2 separate regions of the Homo sapiens genome follow, and region 2 is linked to region 1. The links are chromatin contacts, found by Hi-C in ENCODE. All regions are on one chromosome and are shown on one strand. Each heading gives the region's core, a stretch centred on a gene start or an enhancer-like site at or near the end of the contact. The rest is flanking DNA. Distances are from core to core; before and after follow the strand shown.

What was found. Hi-C counts contacts between places; a loop is a spot of excess contacts on that map. Pooled maps may share reads with other maps.
Region 2: a loop to region 1 is called in a map of PC-9, with 2.7 times the contacts of the local background. The contact joins the promoter of TNIP1 here to the promoter of SYNPO in region 1. A Hi-C loop is called at or near these places in 1 of 168 maps with a recorded cell type or tissue (PC-9) and 2 of 50 pooled maps.

Annotation. Positions count from the first base shown.
Region 1 is chr5:150,638,229-150,645,439 of GRCh38, reverse strand. It overlaps SYNPO (synaptopodin), which reads right to left and starts at 4,780. Exons shown (of 3, transcript NM_007286.6): 1 at 4,586-4,780. RefSeq lists a silencer at 406-644 and an enhancer at 3,899-5,098.
Region 2 is chr5:151,077,480-151,084,690 of GRCh38, reverse strand. TNIP1 (TNFAIP3 interacting protein 1) reads left to right here and starts at 3,657. Exons shown (of 18, transcript NM_006058.5): 1 at 3,657-3,811. RefSeq lists enhancers at 911-1,020, 1,141-1,250, 3,063-3,122, 2,837-3,547, cis regulatory regions at 3,088-3,857, 3,357-4,145 and silencers at 3,423-4,092, 5,778-5,827.

The sequences.
Region 1 (7,211 bases), core at 3,531-6,030:
CATGAACAAATGCATTGACAGACAGGTGGATGGATCAGCCTGTGACCAGCAACATCAGTGGCTAAGAAAATTCCTCCCTCCATTGCCCCTCTCCTCCCTACTGTGGGAAGCTAATTAGTTCTTGAGGAATCTGACCCTGCCCTCCCCTCCCTTGCCCTCATTAGCACTGGCCATGGCATGCTGAGTCTGTCTCCAGGGACAGTCTTTCCAGGCATCTTGCCAGCGAGGCTCTGAATTCATGGACTCTCAGAGCTGGAAGAATTCTGACAGAGGAGGTATTTCATCACCACCCTGTTTTATAGGTGGGAAACAGAGATCCAGAGAGTAGCCCAGGGTAGAGCCGGGTGACCCCACATGGGACCCGCAGGGAGGCCCACACAGAGCAAAGAAGCTGTGACCAGCAGCGTCACAGCAGCTCCACTGGGGCAGCCACAGGTTTTCTGGCCCCAACCTCCTTCTTCCCTCCTCCATCGAACCTGGTTTTCCCCTAACCTATTAGAAACAGTGAAAGCACACAGCCTATCCCACCCACCCATGATATTACTCCCCCCGAGTAGGACTCTTCTCCTGCCTGGATCACCCTATCTATTAAAGATGTCTATTAGCCATCTATTAGCCAGGCTGCTCCCCTGGGAGGAGCCTAAGGGATGGGGTGCCAGCCACACTGGAGGGCTCTGAGAGGTTGCTCAGCTCATGCTGTGTCTGTCTCCCCTGCTCTGCTTAGAAACCAGGCCTCCTGGCCTGAATCCAAGCTCTGCCATTTGCTAGCCGTGTGACCTTGGCAAGTTACTGTACCTCTCAGAGCCACAGTCTCCTTAACTTGACATGAGTGTTGGGAGGCCACAAAGAGATCATGAAAATGCCAAGGCCTGACTGCCATGAAGCCCAGGTGGACAGACAGAGGGCTCATGCTATCCTGGCATAAGCTGGCAATTGGTCACCCCATTCCACTCCCTGGAAAAGGTCAGATACTCTTCTAGCACAGGGGATTGACTGAAGGTCAAATAGCAGGAGATTCCAGAGCTACACGGAGGCAGAGCTTACTGCCCCAAAACACAGAACCTCGGAATCTCAGAGGTGGCTGTCACCAAGTCCAATTCCCACACAATTCTTGCATCTTCAAAACAACATGCTGAGTGTGCAAGTCTCTGCTGACATACTCAGGTGACGAGCTCACTCCCCCGGGAGGTGTCTTCCACTAATTAACATTCCTCAGCTAGAAAGTTCCTCCTTACATTCACTTCCAATCACTTTTTTTTTTTTTTTTTTCTGAGACAGGGTCTTGCTCTGTCGCTGGAGGGCAGTGGCACCATCATGGTTCACTGTAGCCTCAACCTTCCAGGATCAAGTAATCCTCCCACCTCAGCCTCCTGAGTAACTGGGACTATAGGCATATGCCACTATGCCTGGCTAATTTTTGTATTTTTTGTAGAGACAGGATTTCACTATGTTGCCCAGGCTGATCTTGAACTCCTGAGCTCAAGTGATCCACCCACCTCAGCCTCCCAAAGTGCTGGGATTACAGGCGTGAGCCACCACGTCCAGCCATCATCCGCTTTCTTGATGTGGTTCTGCCTCCCCAGGCTGCACAGAGAAAAAGTCTTCTCAGCCGGGCGCGGTGGCTCGCGCCTGTAATCCTAGCATTTTGGGGGGCCAAGGCAGGTGGATCACGAGGTCAGGAGTTCGAGACCAGCCTGGCCAATATGGTGAAACCCCATCTCTACTAAAAATACAAAAATTAGCCAAGCGTGGTGGCGGGCGCCTGTAATCCCAGCTACTTGGGAGGCTGAGGCAAAAGAATCGCTTGAACTAGGGAGGCAGAGGTTGCGGTGAGCCGAGATCACGCCACTGCACTGCAGCCTGGGCAACAGAGCGACATTCCATCTCAACAACAACAACAAAAAGTTTTCTCTTTCATTCCAGCCTGACAGCCCTGCAGAGATTTGCAGATACATCAGATCCCCTTGGGACAGGGTCAGGATAAACATCTCTAGTCCTGCCAGTGTTTCTTATGACACAGTTGCAGCAATAGTAGCTAATATTGATTGGTCACTTACTGTACACCTATACACAGACTTTACTCATATTATTTAATTTCCAAAACAAACCTACAAATCACAAACTATTATTATGCACACTTTATTGATGAGAAATCTACGGCTCAGAGAGGTAAAGTGAGCTGCCCACGATCACAGAGCCAGAAGGAGTAGAGCTCTGTTCACACCTGGCTCTACGTTACTGCAGAGAGCACCAGGCTCCTGGCTGGCCGGTTCCCACCTTGCAAGGCTCATAGAAAGCACTTCAGTGTTTGATTACTCCAGACCTCTCAATGCCCCTGCATTTTTCTGCTTTTCTCCTTACTGGCTCTAGAAGGCCATGGGTTTAGAAAATCCTCAAATGTCAGAATATGAAGGGCCTTTAGAAATAAGCTGGCCTGGGAGGCCCAGCCAAGGAAGAGGTCAGAGAGGAGGATGTGAGCCCAAGACCAGGTCAGCTGACTCTCAGTGAGGCTCCATGCACAACCTGGGCTGCCGCTAAGATCCCATCACCACCACCTCTCTGAGCTTAGAACTGCTCCCAAGCTACTGTTCTGGAACAAGAGGAATGGCAGAAAAGGCCAGGAGGTAAGAGAGCCCTGCCCTCCAAGGCAAGCTCCTGCAGCCCGCACTCCAGCCCACAGTGACTCCATGGAAAAGGAATTCAGCAGGAGGTTTGGACCAGATCCAGCCAGCCATCCAGATGATTTTCGCCACCCTTCACAAACAAAGCTGGGGAGGCGGGGGGACACCCTAGAGTCCCTCGTAGCAGGGCACCAGGGGGCAACTCCATCTAAAATTCCTCAGACTAGGGAGCTGCCCTCTCTGGCAATATCCCAGGCAGCAGCTGCTCAAGATCATGCTCTTGGTGTCAAAGGTGGGGGTGGGGAGGTAGCCAAAGGCTACAGGGGACAGGTACCTCATTGAACCCTCAATCGGCCTGGCTGTGGCCTGCACTTGTGCAAGTCATGATGTCCCCACCGCCTCCCCACCTAAACTTCTGCAGGGCCAAGTTGGGGTGCTAGCCCTTTAAAGACCCACCCTGGACACTGGATCAGGAGCCCTGAAGATAGGCCTTCAAGAGAGGAAGGGGTGGAGGGCGGGCACAATGAAAAGCTGCCTGGGGTCAGGAGACCTGGGTCCAACAGGGTAAATCCTGAAGTGGGGGAGTAGGCGAGAAGCCCCAGCACAGCCATGAGAAGGGGCTTTGCAACGACTGCTGTCACTACTGAGCCCCTGCTGCAGCCCAGGCTCAGTGCTGTGCACTTTATGCTCACCACCTTGTTCAGTTCTTACAACAGCTCCCAGACATAAGTCCTGTGATTCTTCTCATTCTGCAGATGAAACTGGGGCTCAGAGAGACCTGCCCAGGGTCACACAACTTATGAGTGGCAGAGCTGGAATCCAAACTCAGAAAAGTCTGGCTCTGAGTCTAATCTCTTAACTATTCTCCTTCCAGACTAGGACTCTGGAAAGAGGAGAAACAAGAGAGGCTCCAGTGCTCTTGGATGATGGTCTGCAAAGCCCTCTGCTCCCTCATCTTGTGATCAATGCCCCTCAGCAATGTCTTCTCCCCTGAAAACCCAGCTGCCTAGAACAACTCCTTCTTTCTTCCACTTCTTCCTTTCAGGAGAAGAGTTGATAAACTCATTCTTACTAAGGTAGAAAGGACTGATAAGGCATGAAAGATGAGTAGAGTGGGAAGATCACTATGTTGGGAGTCAGAAGACCCCAGTTCTTGTTTGGCGTAGAAAGGGACAAACCCTTTCCCCCACCCCTACCACCCACTGTGGACAGCTGCTTGTTCTGCCCACCACTGGGGCCCGTGTGGATGGAGGATCCACAGGAGGGAGGTGGGGCCGGGGAAGGGAGGCCAGAGCAGAAGGTCAGGACAGGGAGAATTCAAGGAAATGCTTCTTCACACGATGCCGTCAATGGGAGTGTCCAGCCAGGGTCAGGTGGGGCGGGGTGGGACAGAGAGCCAGGGGTAGGAATAGAGATTGGCTCAAGGCAGCCCATTGTGGTAGTCCAGGGGTCTTGGCGACAGGAAGGGTAAACAGGCTGGGTAAACTGCCCCCCTGGTGAGGTCAGGAAGGAACCAATGACTGGCCACTGCACAACCTCTGGCTCAGCTGGGGGCAGGAAAATGGAGAGGCCTGAGTAATGGCCTGGCTACCTTGCCAGCCCCTTCCCCATTCCTCCCACTGAAAGGAGGAAATGACACAGGCTCCATGCCCTGGAGAATTCTCCATCCCCAGAGTCATGGCGAGCGCAATCTGACTGGGGTCGGCAGACTGCCAGACCTCCTCTTGGGAGGAGAACAATCTAGACTTTGGTGGGAAGGACTGCCGGGCATGGGAGAAGACACAGAAATGGGGTGGGGAGCCCCAGGCCCAGCCCCCGCCTCACCACTCACAGGCTGGCAGAAATCACCACATACCTCTCCCTTGATGCCCAGAGGACAGACTAAGATCAGAGGGGGGATGCCACATGCCCTAAGTCATATACCCCAAGCCACAAAGGCACCTCCGGGTGCTCATCTTACTCACTCTGCTAGGTCCTCCCTGAAGCCAAGCTTCCCCCTGGATGCTCCTGCCGGCCTTCAAGCCTTGGTTCTCAAAGCCTCCGGCAAAGGCAGCCAATTGCTTGGCTGACGAAGCCAGGAAAATCCCACATCGGCAGCAACATGAAGGAGCTGGATGTGACTTTTCTCCTCCACAGATGACTCAGCCCAGCTCTTTATCAGGAAAACCGATTTTGCAACAGCCTTTTAAATGGCCTCTCCACCCCCAGTCTCTCCCCCGCCAATCTACCCGCCCCACGCTGCCAGATTCATCTTCCTCCCTCCGGGCTCCACTCATGCCTCTCTCCTGCTCAAAACCCTCTGCTGCCTCCCCAGGACATGGAGGATCAAGAGGAGAGTCCTCATCCTGGCATTCAAACCCCTGCTATCGGGGCCTGCCCAAGAGCTCACTCACCTTCTCTCTGTGCCCTCAGCAACAGTGGAGGGAGTTCAGTGGCTTGCAGTTCCCACAGCTGCCCAATGAATTCCTGCCTGCAAAGCAGCGTTTGCACAGACCCCCTCTACCGGGAACCCTCCTCTGTCTCACATCCTTTCTACATGCCCTAATCCTTCAGATTTCCGGCCTACCTAGAATGCCACCACCCCCTCCAAAAAGCCTTCACCAATGTTCTGTCTGCATCACTTAATAACCACCACCTTGTGTATTATTTATTCTAGTAAAAGTAATCTTTCAGGGTATACTCACCACATGCCAGGTAGCAGGACAGGGCCTTACTTCACTTACTTCCACAGCAACCCATGAGGCCAGCACTATCCTCATCTCCATATTAGAGAAGACGCTGGCTCAGAGGGGTGCAGCAACTTGCTCAAGGTCACACAGCCAGCCAGAGGAAGAGCTGAAATTCAAGCCCAGGTTGGCCTAATGCCCAGTGCAGGGCCAGTCACGTGGGCCATGCTGCCCCCTCCCAGTGTTTTGCTTTGTAGCAATGAGGGTCTGGGCCCTATTTTCCCCCAGAGACTGCAACGGCCTCGAGGGCAGGGGCCTCTACTGCTTCACTTCGGTATTCCTCCCTTGTCCCCACCACATCTTCCATTGGCACTTGCAGAATAAACATGAAATCTATGAGAATGACAAGAGCCAACATTTTGGGAGCACCAGATGCTGCCAAGCCAAGGGTTTAACATGCCTTTTTTCATTTAATCCTCACAGCAACTCATAGAGGAGGTTCCCTTATCCCCATTTTGTAGATAAGGAAGATGAGGCACACAGAAGCAGCTAACTCACCCCAGGTCTCACAGCTTAGCAAGGGGCCCCTGCGGTCTGACTGATCTCAAGCCTGGACGCCTTCCTTCTGAAGAGCTCCCCACAAAGCAAATTCACCTTCCTTACTCACCCATCCAGGCCCAGCCCAACGGCCACTTCTTGTAGGAAGCCCTCATCAATCCATTCAGACTCCTAGATCAGTGCTCCTCCCCTGTTCAACCTGGCCCAGAGGCCCCAGAGCAGGAACAGAGCTCAGAGGAAACGGCAGGTTGAGAAAACTCAGAAACCCAGGGGAAGGAGGCTGGGCCTGGCCAAACTTCTGGTTTCTCTCTGCTGGCAGTGGGTCGGGATCAGGGAGGGCAGAGATGGATGGGTAAGGGGAAGCTAAGATGAGGGCTCCACAGTCAGCGCAAGCCTGACCCATCTTCTATCCTTGCAGACCACAAGCCCTGCTCCCTGTTGGCTGACCAGGGCCCTGCCAAAGGCCAGGAGCCACAGCCTCTCTCTTGCCCATTCTACTGGGGTAATTATTAATCTATAATCAGTCAATTTTTAGAAACTTTGAGATGGTAACCCAGAGAGAGGCAAGCTGAGCCCCAGGTATACAGCAAACTGAAAAGGGAGGGCTCACAGAGAGGATCACAGGATCACAGCCCAGGCTTCCACCTCTCCAGTCCAACCCTGGTGAGCTAAGCCTGTGCTCACGAAGCCCCCTCCTGCTGTTTCACTCTCCCCAGCCCCAGCTCCCTGGAAGCCTTGGGAGTACAGAAAGAACCATCATACCCTGCCTTTCCAGAGAAAACACATAATCTAAAAGACAAAAAGGTGGCAAGCCAGGGCAGGGAAAGAGGTGGTTTCCCCTAAACAGTGCCTCTGCCAGGGTCAGGGCAGGGCCTAGGTCATCTGCGGGTCCCCTCCACTCTTCCCAGGGCCTGACACACTCTGGGCCCGCCACAAAGATGTGGTCCTTCCCCTTAGCCCTGTGCCAGCCTAGGGCCAGGACTGGTCTCTGTCCTCTGTAAATGTCCCCAGACTCAGCAGAAGCCATCACCCAGGAGGGGTTGAAACCATCACTGTGTTGATTAAATAAACTACTAAAGGACAAGCACTTCCAGAATCCAAAGCCTCCCCCTTCACATTTTGCTTCACCATTCATCCCTGGAGATGAATTTTAGATTTGTCTAAATCCAAGATTCATCTAGATTCTAGATCAAAGATCTAGAGGGTGGTTCCTGGGAGTGGGAGGAGAAGGAAGGAGAGAGCAACACGTTTGTGAGGGAAGGAGATGAAATCTCAAATCACTGTGTTAGACCTAAGGGGAAGAATGTTTCATGAAGTGAGGGGAGAACATACAACCTAAGAGAAAGATGAATTAGGATGAAGCAAT
Region 2 (7,211 bases), core at 2,408-4,907, 440 kb before region 1:
ACTCATTCTCCTAATGCAATGAGGAATGTTCTTGTTTGATTTAGATGCTCCATTTCCTATCAGTGGGGTATGTGGAAACAGCACTGTGCTGGGAGAAGGATACTTGGGTTCTGTCCTATGTATGAATCACAAACTCAACGTAAGACCTCCCGCAAGTCCCTGCCGCTCTCTGGCCCTTGGTGTGGCTCCAGCCCTACAATGAAAAGACTGGGTTGATCATTTCTTTCTTTCTTTTTTTTTTTTTTTGAGACGAAGTCTTGCTCTTGTCCCCAGGCTGGAGTGCAATGGCGCGATCTTGGCTCATTGCAACCTCCACCTCCTGGGTTCAAGTGATTCTCCTGCCTCAGCCTCCTGAGTAGCTGGGATTACAGGCGCCCACCACCACACCTGGCTAATATTTGTATTTTTAGTAGAGACGGGGTTTCACCATGTTGGCCAGGCTGGTCTTGAACTCCTGACCTCAGGTGATCCACCCGCCTCAGCCTCCCAGAGTGTTGGGATTACAGGCGTGAGCCACGGCATGCCCTGCCTGGGTTGATCATTTCTAAAGACCCTTCAAGCCTGGCACTCTGAGTTCTATGTCTTGCTAGCTGGCAAGACTTTGGAGCATGATGCTTAAGAGTGTTAAGCGTTTAAGAGCCTGGATCTTCAAGCTCCGGTTACTTGCTGTGCTGTAAGACCTTGGGCAAGTCATCTAATACCTCAAAGCTTCAGTTTCATCTGTGAAATGTGGATGATAATGGTGCCGACCTCATAAGCTGGTTGGGAGGCAAATTATGAATAAAAGCGCGGAGATAGCACACAGCAAATACTCCATACATGTTACCTTTTAATGCTTTTATTATGCAGCCTCCACCCCTCTTCTGGAACTTGCTCTAGAGTTAAGTTGGTTATAGATGGATTTTTCATATGTTTTTTATTACCTTCAAATGTGTATTTGGGTCTGACTCTGTAGCTACCTCAGTAGGGGTGGTGGAGGAGGGAGTAGCAGAAAGGAGATCGAGAAGTTGCGTGCTTTAAAACAAAACCAAATAAAACAAAACAAAACAAAGGCAGTTTGATTCTCCTTCTGGGTGTGGCTTTGTGCGAGTGCTTGTCATTACTCTGGAAGAACAAGAGGTTGCACCTGCCTGAGTCACTCAGCTCCCAGCGTCAGGCCCAGCTTCTTGACTTGGAAATCCCCTTCCAGACCACAGGGTAGCAGGCAGTGCCAGGCTAGGGGGCCTGTCTCCCATTCCTGCCATGCTCCTAGAGGCTAGGGTCTCACAGAGGATGTGTATGGTGGGATGGCGCCTGGTGAGGTTGCATTGCTGAGTTTAAGAGCCAAGTTCTACCCAATGCATGCAGCCCACATCTAGACACCACTATCATTTCTTGAATGCCTACTGTGTGCTGAGCCTTGGGCTTTATTTGCATTGTCCAATTTATCCTCATGATTCACATGAGGAATAGGTATATTATCCCCCATTTTCCAGACAGAAGCCTGAGGCTTAGAGGGGCCACCCAGGTAGTAAGTGGCTGAGCAGGGATTGGAATCCCATTAGCTCAATTCATAGCCTGTGTTTATGACAGTGGTGTTTTCTGCAAGGCAGTGAGAAAAATCATGTCATTGTAAAGACAACTTGGTACAGTGGACCAAGCACACAGGACTGGGAGCCAAGGCCCTGGATTCCAAGGCCCTGGTTGTGTCACTCAATGTGTGTGGCCTAGAGTAAGTCCTTTTCTAGACAGAGGACTCAGTTTACCTATCTGTCAAATAGGGGTTTGTTATCTATGGGCTCCATGGTCTCTAACAGGGTGGAATGTCCTGAAGACAAACCAAGACTTCAAAGAATGGAAGAGGTGGGGGCAGTCACGACTTTATAAATAAATGAGTTTTCTCACAAATTGGAACTGTTAAGAAAAAGGATCCAGAACTAGGAAATCAGACAAAAAGATGACTGAGTGCCATTTTTTTATGTCAAGCTTGAGAATTCCCAGCGGACACTTTGAGAAATGAAACTGTCTGCCCGGCTAAGGCCAGACATGCTATAAAAACAGCTGAAATAGTGTGGAAACAAAATGCAAGTAATTAGAGACCAGCCATTTTTAGGTAGATTTTAGTTTTCAGTGGGTAGAGGGTGGGGGTGGAGAAGATGTGGGTTGGGAATAGGAAGAGAGCCCTGCAGGAAGAGAATTGGGAAGTACAGGCACAAAGAGCAGGAAGAAAACTGGCAGGTGCGGACCTGATGGGTGGAGACGATGCCTGGGAGCTGCTATGTAAACCAGGGCCAGGATTCCCAGTTTCTCTGTAGGATCCCCCAGTGGTGAGACTCAGTGGTGCTTTGGAGTTTGCATCGCTTCCTCCCTCCCTCCCTTCTGAATCAAGGCATAAGTGTAATTCTTTTCATAATTAAACTAGAATGAATATCGTTTTGAAGATCTGATAACACCGTTGAATTAACTGAAGGAACCCTAGGAGGTTACAAAGCCTTATAGGAGAATCCCCAGATTAGGTATATAATTTGGGCAAGTATCTGTGTGTGTATTATTGCGAAGTCACAGTTGATTGATGGGTCTCTCTTCTGTAAAATGAGGGTGTGTATTAAACAGTTCCCCAAATCCTTTCCCCTAATTCTTTTTGAGGATGAGGGCCTGTCAATGACTAAGTTTTCAACAGTACCAGTGAAATGGGTCTTTTGCAATAGGTTTTTCATAAAGCTATATTTAGTTTAAAGAGCTGTTCTTTATTCCAAGGTTAGACCTTCCACTTTTTGGAATTAAAATTTAGCTTTCTTTCTTTTTAAAAATAAAAGGATAAGCTTTTAAAAAGCTTTCCTACCCTTAAAGCAAGTTTATGTTCCTTACCGGTCTAGGAAATCCCAGTCTGTTGGGATTATCTAGCCCACATATAAGTAGGTAGGGTGGAAGGCGGCCTCTGGATTTGCCCACCCGGGTTTGAATCTTGATTCAGCCCCTTACTGAGGTCATCTAACCTTTTTGTGACTCAAATATTATTTAAGAAAAGGTAGTAAAACCCACCTCCCTAGCGTGATTGTGCGAAGAAAATAATGCACGCAAAGCATCTACAATGTCTGGAGCAAAGCGTTTACGATGTCTGGGAATCCTTTACAATGTCTGGAGCAAAAAATGTTCGCGGTAGAGTCTTTATGGGTCTTTTCAGCTCGGAATTTCTATAGCTTTGTTAAGAAGAGTCCTGGAGTGCCCTGGACGGAACTCTGGGGGCCTGAGCTCCAGCTCTGGCTTAGGGCCAAATGCTTACGTGCCTTTTGGCAGGTCCCCTCCCTGTTCTGGCCTGTGTTCCCCTCGGCACAAGGAAGGGGCTGGGTGGTCTCTGTGGCTCGCCTCCGCTCTGAAATTCCGGCTTTCAAGGTGGCCCCAGGCCTTCGACAGGGGCTTCCGGCGCTGGGAGTGCGGCAAGGCGCCGCGCAGGCCCGGGACGGTGGCCCCAGGGAAGTCGCTCCTAGAGGGGAAGGCCGCCGAAGGGACGAGAGACACCGCGGGCCCCCGGAACCGCAGGCAGCCGGTGTTTACCTCGCTCGGTCCCACCCCAGGCGGCCGCGGGCCCGCCCGGAGCGCGCGGCGCGATTGGGCGAGTGGCCTGCCAGTCTCCGGGGACTTTCCCAGGGGTGGGGCGGCCCGGCCAGGCCCCCGGCACTTCCTCGTCCTCGGCCCGGGTGCCCTGCCCCCGTCCAGGAGCCCTAGGAGTGCTACGGGGGGCCGGAGCCTTGCCCGGGCCGCTGCCCCGTCCCTGGATTCGGGGCTGGACGCAGCAAGCGGGGCGCTGTGTCCCCAAGCTCCCCGTCCTCGGGTAAGCCGGCCGGCCCGGAGCGGGGATGGAGGGGAGGAAGGGAGGCCAGGCCCAGATCGTCCAGAGCCTCGGTGGCGGCGGGGAGCGAGCTGGGGAAGGTGGCTTGTGCACCCAGGCCCGGCGCGCGGGGTCCCGGGGCGTCTCCGCCAGCGGCCAAGCCGGGCTGAGCCGCTACTCCCTGCTTGGCGCTGGGCCTGGTGGGGGGCGCGCGTGCGCACTGCGCGGGGTAGCACGCCTGGGAACGGCGTGGGGCGGTTGTAGAGAGCGCAGACCCTCCGGGTGCGGGCGGCGCTGCGGCCCTTTGGGTGTCTATCCTGTGGAGACGAGTTGCCTACGCGGCGTCAGGAGTTTTCGTATCAAGTTGTGGAAGCAGTGTACATATGTCACGAGGAGGAAAATAATAATTTTTATTGGGCGCTTTCCAAGTGCTGATCTTAACGCTGTACGTGTATTAGACTCATTTAATTGTCACTTCCATCCTAAACATTAATATTGTTATTATCTCCATTTTATACTTTAGGAAACCGAGGTACTTGGAGCTTGAGGTCACACAGCTGTGAGTTGCAAAGTCAGATATGAACTCAGGCATTTGGCTCCAGAGTTCCTACTATACTATTTCTGTTGAACATATTTTGTATGCACATTGTTGGAGGCATTTGTGTGCATGTGCAGGATGGATGAGTTTCCAGGAGTGCTTCTGGGGATGGAGTATGAAGGCTGAGCTTTCCACTGTAGGACATTTGTGTGCACGTGTGCATTGTACATTCATTGTGCGTACAGGAGCAGATGGGAATTTTGTGCGACTGGGTGAGAGATTGTGTTTTGGTAGGGGGAGGGAGGGACTTTTGTGGATGATGCAGAAGAATCAGCAACGTCCTTCCCCACCCCCTTGCAGAATGACAGTGCAGGGAAATGTGTAGATTCCTAATGCATCATTTTTTTCTCACAGTACGGTCAAAATGGGATTTAATCAGCACTTACTCATTTTCCAAACAATGGGGTGTGATAGAGGGGAATTCGGCATCTGATGAGAGGTCAGAAAAGGGGACTCAGAATGTTTTAAAAAAATCCTTGACAAAGGAGGGTAGAATTGTATTAGGAGGGTAGAATATTAGTACAAACTCAGCATCCCCGTGGTGGTCTCTGTTTTGCAACAGAAGAAACTGAGGCAGTGAAAAAACTGATAATGCTAATAGCTTACTATGTGCCAGGCACAGTGCTTACATTCCGTATCTCATTTAATCTTTTTTTTTTTTTTGAGACAGAGTCTCACTCTGTTACCCAGGCTGGAGTGCAGTGGCACGATCTCGGCTCACGGCAACTTGCCTCCCAGGTTCAAGCGATTCTCCTACCTCAGCCTCCCGAGTAGCTGGGATTACAGGCACTCGCCACCATCCCCGGCTAATTTTTTTGTATTTTGAGTAGAGACAGTTTCACCATGTTGGCCAGGCTGGTCTCAAACTCCTGACCTCAAGTGATCCGCCCGTCTCAGCCTCCTAAAGTGCTGGGATCACAGGTGTGAGCCGCCCCGCCCGGCCTCACTTAATCTTTCTAACAACTCTTAATTTTCAGATGAGGAAACTGAGGCCCAGAGAAGGTTAAGGCTTTCCCAAGACTAGCAACGCTTGAATCCTGGACCCTGTTCCCTTTCCCCTGACCAAGGCTGCTGTCCTGGCTGTGTCCCGGGAAAATAATGTGATCAGGGACTGGCACTTCATGGAAGCACGTGATCATGCCCCTCTGGAAGCTGCCGCTGGGAGTGTGCAGTGTTCTACACGCTTATGTAACCACGTTTGTCTCCCAGCCTTGGGTGTTCCATGGGTATGGCATGGCACTCATGCTGAAGGTTGATGCCTGCCCCTGGATACCCCCACCAGTTTTTTCGGGGCCCCAGGAAGCTGTGGGGTCTGAGTCATACCCTTACCCCCAGTGCTGCCTGTGACTTGGGGCCCGGATGTCCTGGTTGGGTCAGGCCGACCTGATTTGAGAGAGGCAGCGTTGTAGGAGGTTGTTTGTCTGCCTCTCTCTCCAACCCACTGGTTACTGTTTTACTCCTGTACCCGCTGTGATTTGGTCACACCATGCTGGCCTGCTTTTCCCCCTCCAGCAAGCCAAGCTTGTTCTCATCCTTAGGCTTTCATACATGCTGTTCCCTCTGCCCAGGACATCTTTCCCCGTTTTTCCCATGGCTGGTTTTTCCTTATCGATCAAGTCTCAGCTCAAATGTCAGCTCCTCAGAGGGGCCTTCCCTGATCTTTTTATGCAAAGCAGCCCCTTTTTTCACTTTCTGTCACGTTACTATTTTATTTTTCTCATACGTGTATCATGCTATGAAAGAATCTTATTTGCGAATGAGAAAGCATATGTATAGAACTTAGTGTCTGGCAAATTGTTATTTTTAGTGTTTATTTGTTTACTGTCTTTCTCTTTTCCTAGAATAGAAGGGGGTGAGCAGGGACCTCCTTAGTCCTCTCGAGTGTATTTCTGTAGCGGGAGAAGAGTGCCTGGTGGATGGCTCTTCTGAGTTTGTTCAGTGAATGAGTAGAATAATGGCACATTTCACAAATGAGGAAATTAAGGCCTAGAGATGAGAAGGCAGGAGGAGAACCAGAGTGCTCTCCTAGCGCTCTCCCAAGCATCATTTCCTGATGACTCCTGTGCCCAGTGCCATGCAGTGTTCTTGATGCACAGGTGCGTAAGGAGCTGGCTTTGCCTTCCAGGAACTTTTGGTCAAATGGGGAGATGTGCTATGAGTGTGACCTGAAAGGCATTGTGTGCCAGTAAGTGCCAAATGAGTCGGATTGGCATAGGTATAACTGGAGTGCAGAGTAATTTGGGGGCACCAGATGGTTGGAGGGGTCTTCTGGAGGGAAGTGACTTCAAGGTCAGACCCTAAAAAAATGACAAAGTGCAGAGTGGAACCTGGGTCTCTTCTGGAACTTAGTAGACTAGTCACAATAACTGGAATCAGCCTCTCCTCGGTTGGGAGAATTGACCAGTTGGCCTGGGAAAGACCCTAAAAGATTTTGATACCAGACATAGAAATGTTGATTTTTCTCCTTAGCAGCATTGGGAAATGGTCAGAGCAGTTGGTTCACAAACATGAGCATGCATCACAATCCTGGGGATGGAGGTAGAGGGTGGTTGTTAAACACAGATTGCTGGGCTGCAACTCCAGAGCATCCGATCCAGTGGATGGTGGTGGTGCCAGTGCCGCTGGTCCGGGCTGCTCCTTGAGCACCCCTGGTGAAGAGCACATGATTCAGTGCTTGGCAGACCTGGGTAGGTGCCGTGTCTGTCACTCTGGGCCTCTGCATCCTCACCTGTCAGCTCTGTATGACGTCAATGCTACCTCCTAGAATGGTGGGAATTAATGGGATAGTGTGTGGCAAGCACTCAG